Regions from separate parts of the Homo sapiens genome. Here region 1 is linked to region 2. Evidence: chromatin loops called from intact Hi-C (ENCODE). Cell type or tissue: B cell. All regions are shown on one strand. Each heading gives the region's core, and the rest is flanking DNA. Links, peaks and the distances in the headings are about the cores only.

Evidence for each region. A loop is a pair of places that touch in the nucleus more often than their neighbours do. Peaks named below come from ENCODE experiments on the same cell type or tissue, not always from the same donor. Only the 100,000 strongest peaks of a DNase experiment are listed, where the experiment ranks them.
Region 1: a loop joins it to region 2, with 17 times the contacts of the local background. A loop is called at or near these places in 4 of 110 quality-filtered maps.

Annotation. Positions count from the first base shown.
Region 1 is chr1:194,286,287-194,294,629 of GRCh38, forward strand. The region is part of intron 2 of LOC107985242 (a long non-coding RNA gene); the gene reads right to left. It overlaps LOC105371670 (a long non-coding RNA gene), which reads right to left. Exons shown (of 3, transcript XR_922390.2): 2 at 6,067-6,142; 3 at 4,953-5,094. Among named protein-coding and RNA genes, the nearest start is that of LINC01031, 990 kb to the left of the region's middle. RefSeq lists a silencer at 3,280-3,480. In B cell, for the core only: no CTCF peak of the experiment used is centred there; a DNase peak (open chromatin) is centred at 3,475; H3K4me3 peaks cover 414 bases; H3K27me3 peaks cover 711 bases.
Region 2 is chr1:193,116,967-193,125,261 of GRCh38, forward strand. It overlaps CDC73 (cell division cycle 73), which reads left to right and starts at 5,065. Exons shown (of 17, transcript NM_024529.5): 1 at 5,065-5,365; 2 at 8,146-8,251. The coding sequence starts at 5,235. RefSeq lists enhancers at 4,562-5,208, 5,113-5,182, 5,209-5,853, 5,453-5,502 and a silencer at 4,873-4,952. In B cell, for the core only: CTCF peaks have their summits at 4,997 (motif pointing left) and 5,199; DNase peaks (open chromatin) are centred at 4,095 and 5,025; H3K4me3 peaks cover 2,340 bases; H3K27ac peaks cover 1,672 bases.

The DNA.
Region 1 (8,343 bases), core at 42-8,041, 1.2 Mb after region 2:
TTCTTAACTTTAATTCTAACTATTTTTTCCCTCATCCACTCCATCCACATTGACCCCTTGCTAATGTAAAACATATGAAGACAATAGGTATTTGCTTTACCTGCTATCTCCACTACACAATGCAAATGCCCGCCCCACCCCACCCCACACTCTCAATTTCCCTTATTTTGTACTAGTTTTTCTTTTCATGGGCCTTATAAGCTTCTTACTGGTATCTTATTGGTACTTATCTTGGTTCATTGGTATTTCTCATTAAAATGTAAGCTCTACAAAGCAGAAGTCTTTATACATTTATATTGTATATTTTTACAGAGATTTCTGCAGATAGATCTGTGATTAGAATAGAGCTTGGCAAATATTAGGTTATCATTAAGTTATTTTAATATGAATAATTAATAAATGAATGAAAAAGTGAGTGATTCTGAAAAGCAAAGTCCCAGAGTTATATATATTTAAACAATGTAGATATTTGAATTTTCAATCAGAAATCACAATAATCCTTACAATTTATTTTATTTTATTTTATTTTATTTTCGAGACAGAGTTTCGTTCTTGTTGCCTAGGCTGGAGCGCAATGGCGCCATCTTGGCTCACTGCAACTTCTGCCTTCTGGGTTCAAATGATTCTCCTGCCTCAGCCTCCTGAAAAGCTGGGATTACAGGCATGCACCACCACACCCAGCTAATTTTTTTGTATTTTTCGTAGGGACGGCATTTCTCCATGTTGGTCAGGCTAGTCTCGAACTCCCAACCTCAGGTGATTCACCCGCCTTGGCCTCCCAAAATGCTGGGATTACAAGCATGAGCCACCGTGCCGGACCAATCCTTACAACTTTAAGGATGTTTTTCATTCCTACATATTATTGAATTTATGTACCAGTTTAATGACAGAAGTAATTTTTTTTTTTTTTTTTTGAGATACAGTCTTGCTTTATTTCCCAGTCTGAAGTGCAGTGGCATGATCGTAGCTCACTGCAACTTCTGACTCCTGGGTTCAATTAACTCTCCTGGCCTCAGCCTCTGGAGTAGCTGGTACTACAGGTGTGCACCACTGCATCTGGCTGAGTTTTTGGTTTTTTGAAATTTTTGTGGAGACAGGGTCTTGCCATGTTGCCCAGGCTAGTCTCAAACTCCTGGCCTCAAGTGATACTCCCACCTCAGCCTCCCAAACTGCTGGGATTACAGATGGGAGCCACTGTGCTCATCCAGAAGTAATTTTTGAACTAAAACATGGCAGATCATTCCTGATTTGCCTTGAGAATTGCAAGACCTCTCCTCATAAAATATATGAGAATGGGAAAATAGCCACAATATGCCATTATGTACAGACAAATCCAAGAAGGAATTTATTCAGAGACCCAGAAACATGGAAAGTAGGTTGATTATACGGGGATAGATTTCAATACAGAACATGAAAAAAGACTTGAGAAAAACACAAGAATCTATGTGGGAAGTCGAATATCATTCCTAATAATGCAATTTTTTAATTATTAAGTATCCAGAGTTGCAGTTACCCAATCCCAGTGTACTAGATAAATGGGAACTCAGAAATAGTGACAAAAGCAGGAAGAAAATCATAGTAATTGGGAAGAATAGGCTAGGAGTTGGATGTGTAAATCGCATTTCCTGACTGAGCACTGTGCAACGTGGCCATGCCACAGTAGAGGTGCAAAATGGTGGCTGCTCATTTGGCCTCTTCCCACTCCAACAGCATTCTTTTTTTATAGTGTCTATTTTGAATCATGTAGTTTTCATAACCTATACCCTGATATTAATTTAATGATATAAAATAATGCAAATTATTTTATAATTGCTCTATGATGCATTTCTTTACAAAAGACAGTGGATTTGTAAAGACATCCATTTTTATATCCTGTTGTCTTCACAAACCCACTCATGGCTACTGGTCAACATATCAATTAAAACCCTATAGGAAGAGCCAATAATTATGTTTACTTATATTCAGGGCAATGAAAATGTCAGCACATTCAGCATCCTTATACGATTACAACCTTCTGTATACTTCAGAACACATATGACAGGTAATTTAATATCTGGCATAGTGGAAAATTCCAGCAAATCTAACAACTCCCTAATGGCATCTTGCCACAGATGTTTAATAGGGGAAGAGAATGTATCAAATCTGTATTCCTATTTAAGTCCTAGAGAAATGAGCTTGTTTATTTATAGCAAAACAATGCTTTTACAGTAGCACTTAAAATATATTGCCTGTCAGTTTTAATATTTATTATGACATAAGTGACTGATAGAAACAGGAAGAAATAATATTTTAAAGACAGAAAGATACAGCTTTGTTGAATTCTTTCTGAGACTCAGGTTAAGAAAGCTGTAAGTGACAGCTACTTTGAAGGAAGAATATTACTTACTAGAATTTCAAATAATGAAAATAATAAAACAGATAAAAGAAAAGAAAACTATTATTTTCTTTCAGACTATAAATTTCCACTTCTATGTAGACGACAAATCACTCATCGCTCTCTAGCATGTATGCAAACAGATAGATTAAAAGCTAAGTAACCAAAGAAATGGAAAGATCAACTTTCTTGTGACAGAACATCCAAAAATGTCAAGAGGTAACTTTGGGAAAAGAGATTACAAGAGAAGACTGAGCACATTTCATTTCCTCCCTCCTTTCTTGAAGGAGATAATCAGTCATGAATATCATCGCTTTTTTTTTTCCATTTTCTCCTTTTACAATTTTGAGTTGATTTTGCCCTTTGAAATCACTTTCTCTAACCTCTCCAGTAAAAACCAATACCTGAACTAAAATAAAATAAAAAACTTAAAACAAACATTTATATTTAAATCCTTTTTAGTCCAAATTTGGGAAGAAGAGAAATAGCATAAAATAATGGCTTGTTACAGATGTATTTTTCTATTATTATTATTTTTTAAATTTATAACTTTTATTAACAAAACAAACTGAGGAGAAGGGCCAAAGAACACTGGTTTTGGAAGTTGGATGAATAAGTAAGTGATAGAAACAGGGTTAAAATATCAGTAAACATAATTTTCCCATGGGTAACTTCATAAATGACTAAGTAAGAACTGATTAAGTATTTTGGTTTGCATTGTTAAAGATTATGAAACTCAAAAAATTTACAAGCCTCTTGAAAATCTTAAACATACAATATTTAAAAATATGCAGCTGGTTCTTGGGGAAATATAGAAGTGTCATATAAATGCTCATTACAACATATTTCAAATTATAATAATGCTGATATTTCTAACAAAACACAAGAGCCCTTGTGACCTGCTTCTATCCAAGTGTATCTTTAATCTCACTTACCTTTTTTATGTATGCAAGTGGTACGATGGAGATGTAGGGCTTCATGAGAGAGACAATGCATGCAGGAATGCACCTGCATTGCCCCTGTTATGCAGCTAGCAGATGGAAATGTGGTTAAGAACTTCCTCTTATACCAGAATGTTTGCTCAGAAGGGACTGTCCCAACTTAGGCGCAGGTGTAATAAATCAACTAAATGTCCTTAACTTGACTCAAGCTCATTATAATATCATTAGCATGACATCTGCATTGTGGTTTCACCACCACCACCCCTACTACCCACTGGGCCTTTCTGTGGTGCTTATGCATAATAATTAAGATGGAATAACTATGGACAAGAACGCACCTGGGCAGTAAGAACTGGGACCAGGAAGCAACTAGGAAGTAAAAGGTTGTGCAAGATGCAAATGAGAAACACACCCCTAGAAATGAGGTTTTTAATCCCCTAGGGCAACCCACTTTTGAGTCCCCTCTCCTTACTGAGCGCTTTCTGTCACTTAATAAAGTCTATTCTGCCATACTCACCCTCCTATGTCCATGTACCTCATTCATCGTGGTGGTGAGACAAGAACTCAGACCTCGCTAAGCTAAGGAGTAAGGCTTCTGCAACAGAACAAGCCAGAATTTCCTACATGAAATATTTATTTTCACATCTTTGTGATGTTCTGACAGTGTGCTGAAGGAAAATGACTTTTTTCCATTCTTTATTTTAAAATTTTGTATTTATTATTAAAGACTCATATTAAGTATTTCCTTTAAACTCCTTTCCTGGATCTCTGATATGAGTTGAATTTACCTCATTTACGATGGCAACCTAAACATACCATTATATCATCACTTAGTGTACTGTATAAAAATCTGTTTTCTATGGGTTACCTCTTCTACTAGGCTATAAGATCCCTATTTTGATTAACCTGGCTTTACTTACCTCTGTCTTTCAGTGTCTAGAATGTGCTAAAAATTTTTATCATAACATAATGAGGTCATTCTTAGTACTAGACAATTGGTAATAGGGTCCAGCCCCCTTGGTACCCATGGAATTAGCAGTTAACTTTTTGGCTCCCACAAGTAATGAGATTTATTGTACACCATCATCAAAATAATAAGTCTTAAAAAGGAGTATATCCTGCAGATGTAGAAACTTTACTACACATTATAACTACATCTTTTTGCCTCTGTTTATTCTGAAAGAAAAGCAATTTAACCTGATGTTTTAACGTCATGTGGTGCATACTATATAATATTAAAGCATGTAAATGGGGTGGTGGTGATCAATGCCTTGATAAACTTAGTTAGTGGTTTTCTTTCAACAGGCAAACCTCTAGGCTTAGTGTAAAGACGTTCTATGATATTTGTTCTAACCAGGACTAAGTCACTCCTTGTATTAGTAAGAAAATACTGTGGAAGACTAGAAACAAGGTGGTGGGGGTAGGGGTAAAAAGAAGAAGAGAAGGGGCGAGGATGAGAGGGAAGGAAGGGGAGAGGAAGAGAGGAGTAAGTGGAAGAGAGAGAGAGGAGAAATAAAGACACAGAAATAAAAAGAAAGGGAAATAGAAAAGATGCTTTCTTCTTCCTTCCTTGCTTGCTTGATTGCTATCTTGCTTGCTTTCTTTCTTTCTCTCTTTCTTTCTTTTTCTTTCTTCTTTTTCTTTTTTCTTTCAATGAAAATGTGTCATAGGAACAAATGTGGTGTTCCCTCTGAGACAACTACACTCCCAGGTGCCTCTTCCAACACATTTTCGTTCTCTTTTTATCATGGCATAGACAATTGTCAGCACTGCTGAAAACTAAATACAGAAAAAGTTGGTTGAGGTTATACTATTCCTTTCATGCTACAATGATGTAACATCATTAAGATCAAAGGGAATTGTTAACTTTCCTCTAATAATAAAAAACACACAAAAATACTGAAACCTTGGATAGGCTTACGAACATTTTAAAAGGCAGAATAACTTTCCCTTACTCAGGATAAATTTTGCCTCTTATCTCTAAATATTATCCTACTGTTTGACAAGAAATAAAAAAATTACTAAATCTTTCACATCCCATATTTTACTGCTGTCTATATTTTACATTTGATATAAACATTTTACAGCAGGTATTGTACACTGAAATTTGGATTCATTTATCTCATAAAAAGGAATACAAATGATGGATTGAAACACCCTGGTATCTAAAATTCTAAAAACATTAATATTTTTACTGAAAGTTATAGATTATATTAACACCAGGGTATAGTCAGTGAAAATACTCCCTACAGTTTAGTGTCAATAGTCTGAACAGCAGTCAGTTTTCCATAAAACATGAAAGCCAACAAATTCTGTTATTGGGTAACAAGCTGATCTAAGCCTAATCTATAGTTATTTACTTGAATGGTACAAGTGGATAAAAACATGTAACATCTTTTAAATGCTTATAAAAAATTTAAAGATAAATGCTAGTTTAATTATAGTCATATGCAAATAGGTTTTATTGTTAATACTGAATATAAAGTATAAAAACATAAATTATAGTCTTATGATAGAGACAAATGTCAGCCTTAATTGATGACACTCTATAAGCAATTTTCTGCTTGTAACATTTGTTTTAATTTTCTCACACAAATAACAGAACTTGCATTCATATAATTAAACATACATGGACTATTAATATTTTTGACATCATCTAGGGAATTTACTTAATTACGCTTCACTCTCTAAAACGTGTATTTACTGTTAAATTCTGAAGTAAATAATAACATTCAACAATATTTTCTATACCTCTGGAATTATAAATCCAGGACTGAAAACAACCCATGGAAGCTTGATCATCTCTCAGGAAAAATGTTCTGTAAGTCTGGAATATATACAAGTAATATTATCAATCACTAACTGTAAGTAAATAATTAATATTATTGTAAGGGCTATTATTTAATCTTTTAATCTACATATAGGATAGGTGTTTCATTTAACTTATAAAAATAATTATATAAAAATAAGAATTATTACTGCTTATACAAATTTTGAGGCTTTGCAATTCTGCTGCAGTAATATGGCTAAAAATAAATTGTACAAAGAAACACTTAAGGACATATAATGTGAAAGTATATGTGAATACAGTCAGAAATATTCTGGTAATGACTAGATATACGAATTTAGAGGATTGTTTTCCTCATCTTGTTAAGGTTTATTTGTTTATTTATCTTTATTTGTATTCAATAATCTTTAGTCCTAGAAAATTTTAGGGGAGAGTAAAAGAGAGTAAAGACATCCGTAAATTGTATGATTCATACTATGACCCAAAGACTGAGATCATCAGATATTGCAGAGAAAAAAAATCTTTTATTGAAACCCTCAAATAGTTTAGCCACAGTATAAACTGTAGAAGATGAAATGATGAACAAATATTCAATGCTCATACCCAAAAACAGGGGTTTTCAAGATTATTATGCTTCAGGATCACCCTGAGGGTGTGTTAACACACAGATCACTGGCCTTCACTCCATGCTCCCTCCTCCTGAGTGTCTGATTCAGTAGGTCTGTGATAGGGCCCAGGAATTTGCATTTCTAGTGAGTTACCAGTTGCTGCTAGGATAGAGACCACATGAGGGTCCTCCACCCAGGCTGTACAGTAACTCATCTCCGGAATATTTATCCCCTAAGTTCCTCGCATAATTTATTGTTGGGGAAAGCACTGTTGTTTTCTGAAGCTCTCCATATGAAAGGGCAGTCTCCAGGAATTATGTAAAACTTGAGTTGGGCATTGATATACGGATTGGGTCCACAAAGTTTTAAAAAAACACAAGAGGATATTTACTGATAACAATTACAGTTACATAGCATTTTCAACTTATAATGTATTTGCTTATGCTTTTTCTTGTTTAACTTTGGTCTTTACAACAACTCAATAAAGGAGGCAAGTATTATAATTTCTTTTCTTTAGAAAAGTGATCTGAAGCTCAGTAACATCCTTAGTTCATAACTTTTGTATGCATGTTTGCATAATTGAAATGAAAACATTCTGGCTGCAAGTTAAGTGATTATGGCTGTATACCCTATGCACCATATGCTTATTATGTCTATGAAACAGTAATGAGGCCAACATGGCCAGAAAGACTCCATTAGGCAGTAGTGAAAAAAATATGTAGGATATTTGGATAAAAGTAGATATGCGTAGGGTAGGACAAGACTATGGAATGTCTTGAAATCAAGTTAAGGAATTTGAAAGTTGTAGCAATCAATAAAATCAGTGTAAAATACTATCCTGCAACAGAAAGACGTGCAAATCATACACATATATAATATCTTACTATTTGGAATCTATTTTCTACTAACTTCAGGAATTGACTCACTCCAAAGCTGTAAAAAGAAAACAGAACATGTGTTTCTTCTAATTGGTACAGTCAGTCTCATTACAAATCCTGATCCCCAAAGTAGGAGGCTGGCGGGGGTAGAAAAGGAAAAGATACACAACTAAATTCCATGCAAGTTTTCATTCCAAGACTATTTTCTCCTGCTCTTCATTTTCTCATTAGGCATTGAGAAAAAAGTGTGGTCTTCTTGGCTGTGGGAGGCAGCATGGCTGGATCTCATGCTGGTTGCTGTGCTTTCTCTGCTGTGCTCTGTCTGGCCCAGCCCATCTGAGACACTGAGAGCTGTTGCTGAGGGCCACTGGCCTAACCACCACCTCTTCCCAGGCAAATGCACATTTGGACTGGTGTAACTTGTGGCCTGTTCTCTTTACATGAATAGTGCTGACCAACCCCTTCACTCATTCCTCATAGGTACTGTGGGCCCTACTAATGACTCTCTCACTTGGCTTACATAAGCTGCTCTCTAGCTTTTAGTAAAACATTACTATTCTTCATGGTAAAGACATCTGATAATCGTCTCCATCAGAGAAGATGACATCTTCCTCTTTGTCTTTCAGGAGATGTGCTAGGTTATGTCCACTTAGGAAGCAGGACCCAACATAGCACTAGACATACAAAAGACTTATTGGGGGAAACAACTGGTTGATGATAGAGGAGAGAGGCAGAGAAAGGAGGGTGAGCTTGC
Region 2 (8,295 bases), core at 296-8,295:
TGTACATATAATGGGAATATCAGAAGGAGAAGCAAGAAAAAGACAGAAGAAATATTTGAAGCAATGAAGATTTTTAAATCCTTCAAATTGGCCGGGTGTGGTGGCTCACACCTGTAATTCCAGCACTCTGGGAGACCAAGGTGGGTAGATCACCTGAGGTCAGGAATTCAAGACCAGCCCCCGCCAACATAGTGAAACCCCGTCTCTACTAAAAATACAAAAAATTAGTTGGGTGTGGTGGTGCACACCTGTAATCCCAGCTGCTCGGGAGGCTGAGGCAGGAGAATCATTTGAACCCGAGAGACGGAGGCTGCAGTGAGCCAAGATTGTGCCATTACACTCCAGCTGGGCGACAGAGTGAGACTCCACCTCAAAAAGAAAGAAAGAAAGAAAGAGAGAGAGAGAGAGGGAGAGAGAAAGAAAGAAGGAAAGAAAGAGGAAGAAAGAAAGAAAGAGAAAGAAAGAAGGAAAGAAGGAAAGAAAGGAAAGAAAGAAAGAAGGAAAGAAAAAGAAAGAAAGAAAGACTGACAAAATACAACCATATAAAATGCTCAATTAAAACCACAAACAGCTGGGCGCAGTGGCTCAGGCCTGTAATCCCAGCATTTTGGGAGGCTGAAGCAGGAGGATTTCTTGAGCCTAGGAATCTGATACCAGCCTAAAAAATAAAGTGGGTCCCTGTCTCTATAAAAAATTTAAAAATTAGCTCGGTGTGGTGGTGTACACCTGTAGTCTCAGCCGCTCTAGAGGTTTCAGTGGGAGGATCACTTGAGCCCAGGAGTTTGAAGCCGCCGTGAGCTATGATCACACCATTAGGTTCCAGCCTGGATTACAGAGCAAGACCCTGTCTCTCTCTCTCTCTCTCTCTCTCACACACACACACACACACACGCACACACACAGGAGAAAAACTGTGGCAGATATAAATAGGAACAGAGAACAAGGGCAACAAATAGAAAGCAATAACAAATACGGTAGATATTAATCCAACTTTATCAATAATAACTTTGAACATCAATGGTCTAACTGCACCAATTAAAAGAGATTGTCAGAGTGGTTCAAAATATGAGACCCAACTCTATGTTATCCACAAAATCCCACTTTAAATGTAAACACGCATATAGATAAAAAGTAAATGAATGGAGAAAAATACATCATGCTAACACCAATAAAAAAAAGTAGGATTAGCTATTTTAATTTCAGACAGAGCAGACTTCAAAACAAGGAAAGTTTGTTGGAATAAAGAAGAGCATTATGTAATGATAAGGGGTCAATTCTCCAATAAGACAGAACAATGCTTAATGTGTACGTGCTTAACAACAGAGCGTCAAATTATATAAGGCAAAAAACTGATGGAACTACAAGGAAAAATATATGAATCCATTATTATAGTGGAAGATTTCAACACCCCTGTATCAGATATGAACAGAACCAGCAGGCAGAAAATCAATAAGGATGTAATTGAACTCAACCACACCATCAGTCATCTTGATATAGTTGACATCTATAGACTATTCAACAACAACAGAATAAACATTCTTCCTAAACATGCAAGGAACATTCGCCATGACAGACCACATTTTGGGCCATAGAAGACACTTTTGTAAATTTAAAATTATATAAAGCATACAATATCTACTCTCAGACCACAATGAAACTAAACTAGAAATCAATAATAGGAAGATAGCGAGAAAATTCTAAAATATGTCGAGTTTAAACAATACATTTCTAAATAACATGAGTCAAAGAAGAAATCTCAAGATAAATTTTAAAATATTTTGAGCTGCAAGAAAATAAAAACATAACTTACCAAAGTGTATGGGAGGAAGCGAAGTAGTGTTTAGAGGGAAATTTGTAGCATTGAATGTATATATTAGAAAAGAAGAAAGACCTAAAAATCAATAATCTAAACTTCTACCTCAGGAAACTAGAAAAAGAAGAGCAAATTAAATCTAAAGTAAGCAAAAGAAGAGAAATAATAAAAGTTAAGCATAAACTGGTAAAACTGAAAGTAAAAAAATCAGTAATCACACCAAAAGCTGGTTCTTTGAAAAGATCAATGAAATCAATGAACCTCTTAGTCACGCTAAGAAGAGAGAAGACACAAATTACTAAAATCAGAAATAAAAGAGGGGACATTTCTACAGATGACATGAACATTAAAAGGATAATAACAAATGCTGTGAACAACTATATCCCACTAATTTCATAACCTAGATAAAATGGAACCCCTTGAAAGACACAATCTGCCAAAACTCACACAAGAAGAAATGGACAATCTGAATAAACCTATATATATCAAAGACATCAAGTAAATAATTAACCCATAATTAAGTACCCAACCCATAATAATTCCCTGGAATAAACTATGACTATGTCTGGGTTGTTGTTTGCTTACTCTCTGGATGGACTGAGGCTTTTCCTTGCTAGGGAGCTATAACTCCACACACTGATTTCCCCCAAACTTTAGGAAAAGTAAAGAGAACTAACAGAGTCCTAAAACTAAAATTATCAACAGTTTCGAAAAACAAATTTCATGGCCCTTCAAATTGCCATTAGTCATGATTGATTGATGACAATAAATCAACCCCTTCTGGGACCCACAGATTATCTCTTCTTGAATTAACAGCCTCCCCCTACCCATGTATTTGAAAATTTTACTTCCAATCCTACGTTCTACCATTACAGAGTAATATAAATAAATGCTTCATGAGACTTATGCTACCTGCCGAATTATCCCTAGTAGGTTCAAGTGCATTTCCAAAATACTTACCTAAGCAGACTTTGATTGATCTAAAACCTGGCAATTTGGTCCTTTGGAAAAGGAACCAGAATAAAACTGTCCTTGGGCACTGGTGGAAAGAACCTTATTGGGTACTGTTAGCAATTGAGGTAGTGGTTTAAACTCCAAGGTAATGATGTTGGATCCATCGTTTCCAACTAAAAAGACATACCACTTTCTTCTGATTGCTGGGCATTTACTCTAACAGAAGACATAAAACTAAAGATTTTTTAGGAATTCTTCAGGAGCTAATATCTGGAGATGTGGACTGCTTTTGCCCAAGACAAAGAAACCAGACTATTTTTCTGTTTTTTTCTAATTAATTTTCTAATTTTTCAGCTCTACCACTAATCTTGCCTTTTATTGTATTTTGACATCCTCCAATGAACCAGTATTGGTAGGGCAATTATAAGGGTACTTAGATAAAAACAAAAATGATCTACAATTGCTTCTGTAGACACAGGGTCTAGGTATGTTGCCCAGGCTGGTCAGGAAAAAAATGATCTACAAATTTCAATGCTTTAACTGTTAAAAGCAACAACTTACTAATGACTTATCTTACCACTTTTTAAAATTCATTAACCTAAAAAACATAATTTCTCTGAAAAGAGAGACTTTAATCATTATTTGAGTATGAAATAAAATTAAGTATCGTTTGAAGGGACTATAGTCGAGCCTCCTAATCATGAAATCTTGGCTTCCTTGAGCTTATCTTTCCATTCATTACTTCAACATTTATTAGAAGCCTCTATCCATGTATTAACTCGATATTTACTAGGAGCTTCCATCAATTTATTGAATTCATCCATTTATTACTAATATGTACCAAATAATGTTAGACAGTAGGATATGAGGACACAGATCTATGGTGTTTCAGTTTTGTGGATGCAGGCAAATAAACTATAAAGGGAAGTAATATGGTACTGAGTGCTCTGACACAGGTATGAATAGAGAATGTGGGGATAGGTAATTGTAGCCATTTCTTTATAATGTGTGTGCTTGGGGTGAGATTCAGGAGAATACTACGGGGTGAAAACATTGGTGGAACAGAAAAAAATTTCACAAACTAACAGTTGCAGAATGGCTACAGATCATATCGGAAATGAACCACACACTTCTGTATCTGTAGTCCTCTGCGTTGTGAAAAGATTGACTTTTTTCAAAACAGGTCAAGGAATTTGGTTATGTCAAACACAAAGTTGCCTCTTTTTTCCTTCTGACATGGTAAAAGAAAAAAAACAATCCCATAGGATGTGTTTGGTTGGCCATAGTATATTGAACTTATCTTAACCGTCTCAAAACGCATGTCAAGGACACCACTGAGACTTCTGAGTACCATTTAAAAAATTGGGTAGTCTGGAAGTGTTCTAAATTGGACCGTTTGGGGTTTCTGTTAGGGCAACTTTCCCATTTACATCTTGGAACACAGCCTTTTGAATATAGCCCTTCGGGATTGGCGGGGAGAAGGGACCGCGATGGAAAAAGTCATCATCCAAAGAATGAAGAGGGAGGATCCAACATTTAGGATATTTTATTGACTTGCTAGGCGCGTTTACCTTATCTTCGTATTAACCCCATTTTCTTCATTAACCAATTGATGCTGTGAGAAGCTATGTAACTTGACGAGCAGTGCCCAGAACTGTTTTTTTTTTTTTCTGGACTCGGTCTTTTCCACTCAAAACCAACAAAAAACCAAAACTCGTTCTTTTCCACATCAAAAGCAAACAAAAAACCCCAACCCCAACCCCAAGAGCCCCACTCTTTCAAAAGGGCTTCTCCGGATCACTAAGTCCTAGAGGTCTTTGGCTAGGCCTGGGTCCGATCTAAATAGGAAGGTAATTCTAGTGTTCCGCAAATCCTTGCCGAATTCCATCCCGGCCAAAGCAGGGACCCGGGGGAGCCTCTGGTCGCACCCGAGACAGTTCGTTAAATACTCAGTGCACGTGCTGGGGATGGAAGTGCTGACCCACTGCTCAGGTACGCGCGCACCTGACGCCGCTTGGTGCGCGCCGCGGGGTACTGGGTACGTGCTCCGCGCGCGCGCGCCCGGCAAAGTTCCCCGTACGTGCGCCGTACGTGGGCGCGGTGCCCCAGCGCTCAGCGTTTCAGCGAGTGAGTGGGCTCCGTGCCCAGCTGAAGTCTGGGAGGGGCACTTTTCCAGGCGGTCGCGGCTCCCCCTGGCGGCGGATGTGCCTCGCTGGAGGGGCGCAGTCAGGCGTTCTCCGCGGGCAGCCGGCGGCGGGGCCTTGCCTTACAGCGCGGGGTCCTCGGCGGCCTGGGTGGCTACTGCCCCTGCTGCTGTCGTAGGCGAGGACGGCTGTTAGTGCTGCTGCTGTTGGTTCGTCGCGGCGGCGAAGGAGGAGGAGGAAGAGGGCGAGGCGACAAGAGAAGAAGGAGGCAGGCGCGGCGGCAGCGGCGGCGCCCCGAGCCGGCGGAGGCGAGGGGGGGGAAGATGGCGGACGTGCTTAGCGTCCTGCGACAGTACAACATCCAGAAGAAGGAGATTGTGGTGAAGGGAGACGAAGTGATCTTCGGGGAGTTCTCCTGGCCCAAGAATGTGAAGACCAACTATGTTGTTTGGGGGTAAGTCCGGCATGGCTGTGGCCCAGGGGTGGCAGGGCAGAGTTGGGCGCCCCCAGGCGACCTCTTTCTTAACCCCTCCCCCCGTTTCCCCTGGGGATGGGATAAAACGGGTGTTCGGGGAAAAGAAAGTTTCTCTCTAGAGCAGAAGTTGCACTTTTAGGGTAAGGAAAGAAGGGGCGGAGCTCTAGAGCAGTTCATCACTTAAAATTTTTGAGAAGCCCAAAGGAAAGGTACCGTGGGAGTTTCTGACTTTTACAGTTAATTTTTATCAGTAGGTATGTGTACCAGCGAAGTGTGGGACTGGTGCGCAAGGGATACCTGAACATAGGTGCACAAAGGAGCACACCGTCTGGTGCCGTAGACGCCTCTTTTTGTTCTTTATTTTTTTTTTCTCTTTTCCAGGCTGCTATGTAACTATCTCCGCTGGTCTTTGCAACTCCTGGTTTATTTCATCTCCTTTCATTGTTGGGGTGGGGGTGATTCCTGTAGAAGAGAAAAGGGAATCAACCCTGAAGTTAGGACCGGAAAGAAATTTGGTGAATTTGGAAGAGTCATAAAAGTCTGTGTTAGAGAGGTCTTCAGGAGTTGGTGAAATGAGTGAGCTTTACAGATCTAAGAAATAGATGGTGCGTGTGATTTTTCGGAAGTGTATTTTAAAGGGAAATGTTTGGGAATGTTGGTCCATGTGAAGTTTTATCAGTTTAAGTCATTCAGGAAAACTTCTAGAGACGGCTCTAACAGTCATTAGGGGCCTTTTTAATGATGTCACTGTCATTGGTGCATCGCTTCTAGAATTAGAACCTTGAGCTACAACTTCCCTACTCATTTTGTTTCTTTGAATGGAAGCTTTATGAAGAGTCGATGAAAAACTAGGGAAATTTAGTTTGTTGGTTGGTATTTATTTATTTATTTTTGAGAGGGAGTCTTGCTCTGTCGCCCAGGCTGGAGTGCAGTGGCGCGATCTTGGCTCACTGCAATCTTTGCCTCCTGGGTTCAAGTGATTCTCTTGCCTCAGCCTCCTGAGTAGCTGAGGTTGCAGGCCCCCGCCACCATGGCCGGCTAATTTATGTAGTTTAGTAGAGATGTGGTTTCACCGTGTTGGTCAGGCTGGTCTCGAACTCCTGACCTCAAATAATCTGCCCGCCTCCACTTCCCAAAGTGCTTGGATTACAGGCGTGAGCCACGGCGCCCTGCCTATTGGTTGGTTTTAAAATTTTTTTGTCTTATGATTTAATTAGCTTTATAAAATGTTGATCAAATGACATTCTGAGTTTCTGGTATTTTACCCTTTCGAATAATTTGCATAGGTAGAATTACATGTGGTTGGATTTTTAGTGAATTTTTTTTTTTTTAGACAATGGCTAAGGAGTACCTAGGGTGTGAAGTGGTTCAATCTGAGGATTAAAAAAATTCCTAAGACTCTGGTTTCTACCTCAAAGGAGGTTAACTTAGTCTGAATAGAGGAGATTAAACAGATAAGTTGATGTGAAATGCTTTCTATAAGTTGATGTGAAATGCTTTCTACAATAGCTTTTGAAGACAGCAGTCACTTCTAGTTGGGGTTATTTAGGAGAAGGTTCCATAGAATTGTCTTTGGCAAGTTCACATCCAACAAAGTTTTCTTGAATGAATGAATGAATGAACAAACAAGCTTTAAAGAATAGGTAGGAATTCTCTGGGCTAAATGATGGGTTAAGTCTTCCAAGATGAGTGAACTGTATACTTAAAGGCTGTATGCTTAAAGGCATAAAGAACTGGAAAGTAAATGTGTTGACAGCAATCCAGTGAAGCCAGTGAAAAAGGAGTGCTTATCACAGTAGATTTTAAACTTTTTCAGCAGTTTATCACACCAAGAAATTGTTTTTATTTTCTATATGTGCACATGCACATGGAAATATATACACATATAAAACACTAAACAATACTTACTCTTCTTATTGTATGCAGTGCATTTTATTTTTCTGTTCTTTTCTATTCTGAAAATAGAAAAAATATGGTTGTTAACTATTTATTGGGTTTCATAGTACAATAATTGATGGTGTGTGGTTTGAAATACATTGGTTTAGAGGAAAAATGGGACTAGAAGGTAGAAAAGTAGGTTTAGGGCTGATTATAGTGGACCATATTCAGATGGATTCAAAGATATAGAAGGGGAAAGTGTAGAAGGAAGGGTAGGATTGGAATGAGGTAATATTAGTACCTGCATTAGAGATCTTGCACCGTTAGTAGACTACATTGTTTTATCACAGGTAGAATAGCATTTTGGTTTTACATTATTGGTCTAATTTGAGGGATGCCATAACAGTCATACCCCTGAAATTCAGTGTTGTGTTTACTGTAAGAATGTGAAGGATGTTGTTCAGCAGTATCTTATTTATCAAGAGCCATAGGATAAATTTCTTTTACATTTAGCACCAGTGATAATTGTGCTTCTTCTAAGCAGTGTAATTGTTTTCTCTTATGGATCCTCTTCGATATGGATCTGGTTAGATTTCTCTATTGGTAAAGCCCAGAGCCTAATTTGGGCCTAATTCTAAAAAGTTTGTAGTACCTTAGAGTATGAATTTTTTGTATTTTCCCTACTTCTTGCTTTTTGTCATTGCCTTCCTTTGTGTTTCTTTTGTGATCATGACAGTCTATTCATTATTAGATTTTATACTTTTTTTTTGTTAGCTATGTTAAACTCATTGTTGTTAGCAAAGTTGTTTATATAAATGAATCCAGCCTGAAGAGTTGAATTAGAATTGTCAGTAAAAAAAATCTTGCCTTAATTATTTCAGGACTGGAAAGGAAGGCCAACCCAGAGAGTACTACACATTGGATTCCATTTTATTTCTACTTAATAACGTGCACCTTTCTCATCCTGTTTATGTCCGACGTGCAGCTGTAAGTAGAATTCATTTTACTTATCTATCTATTTATCAGTTTTA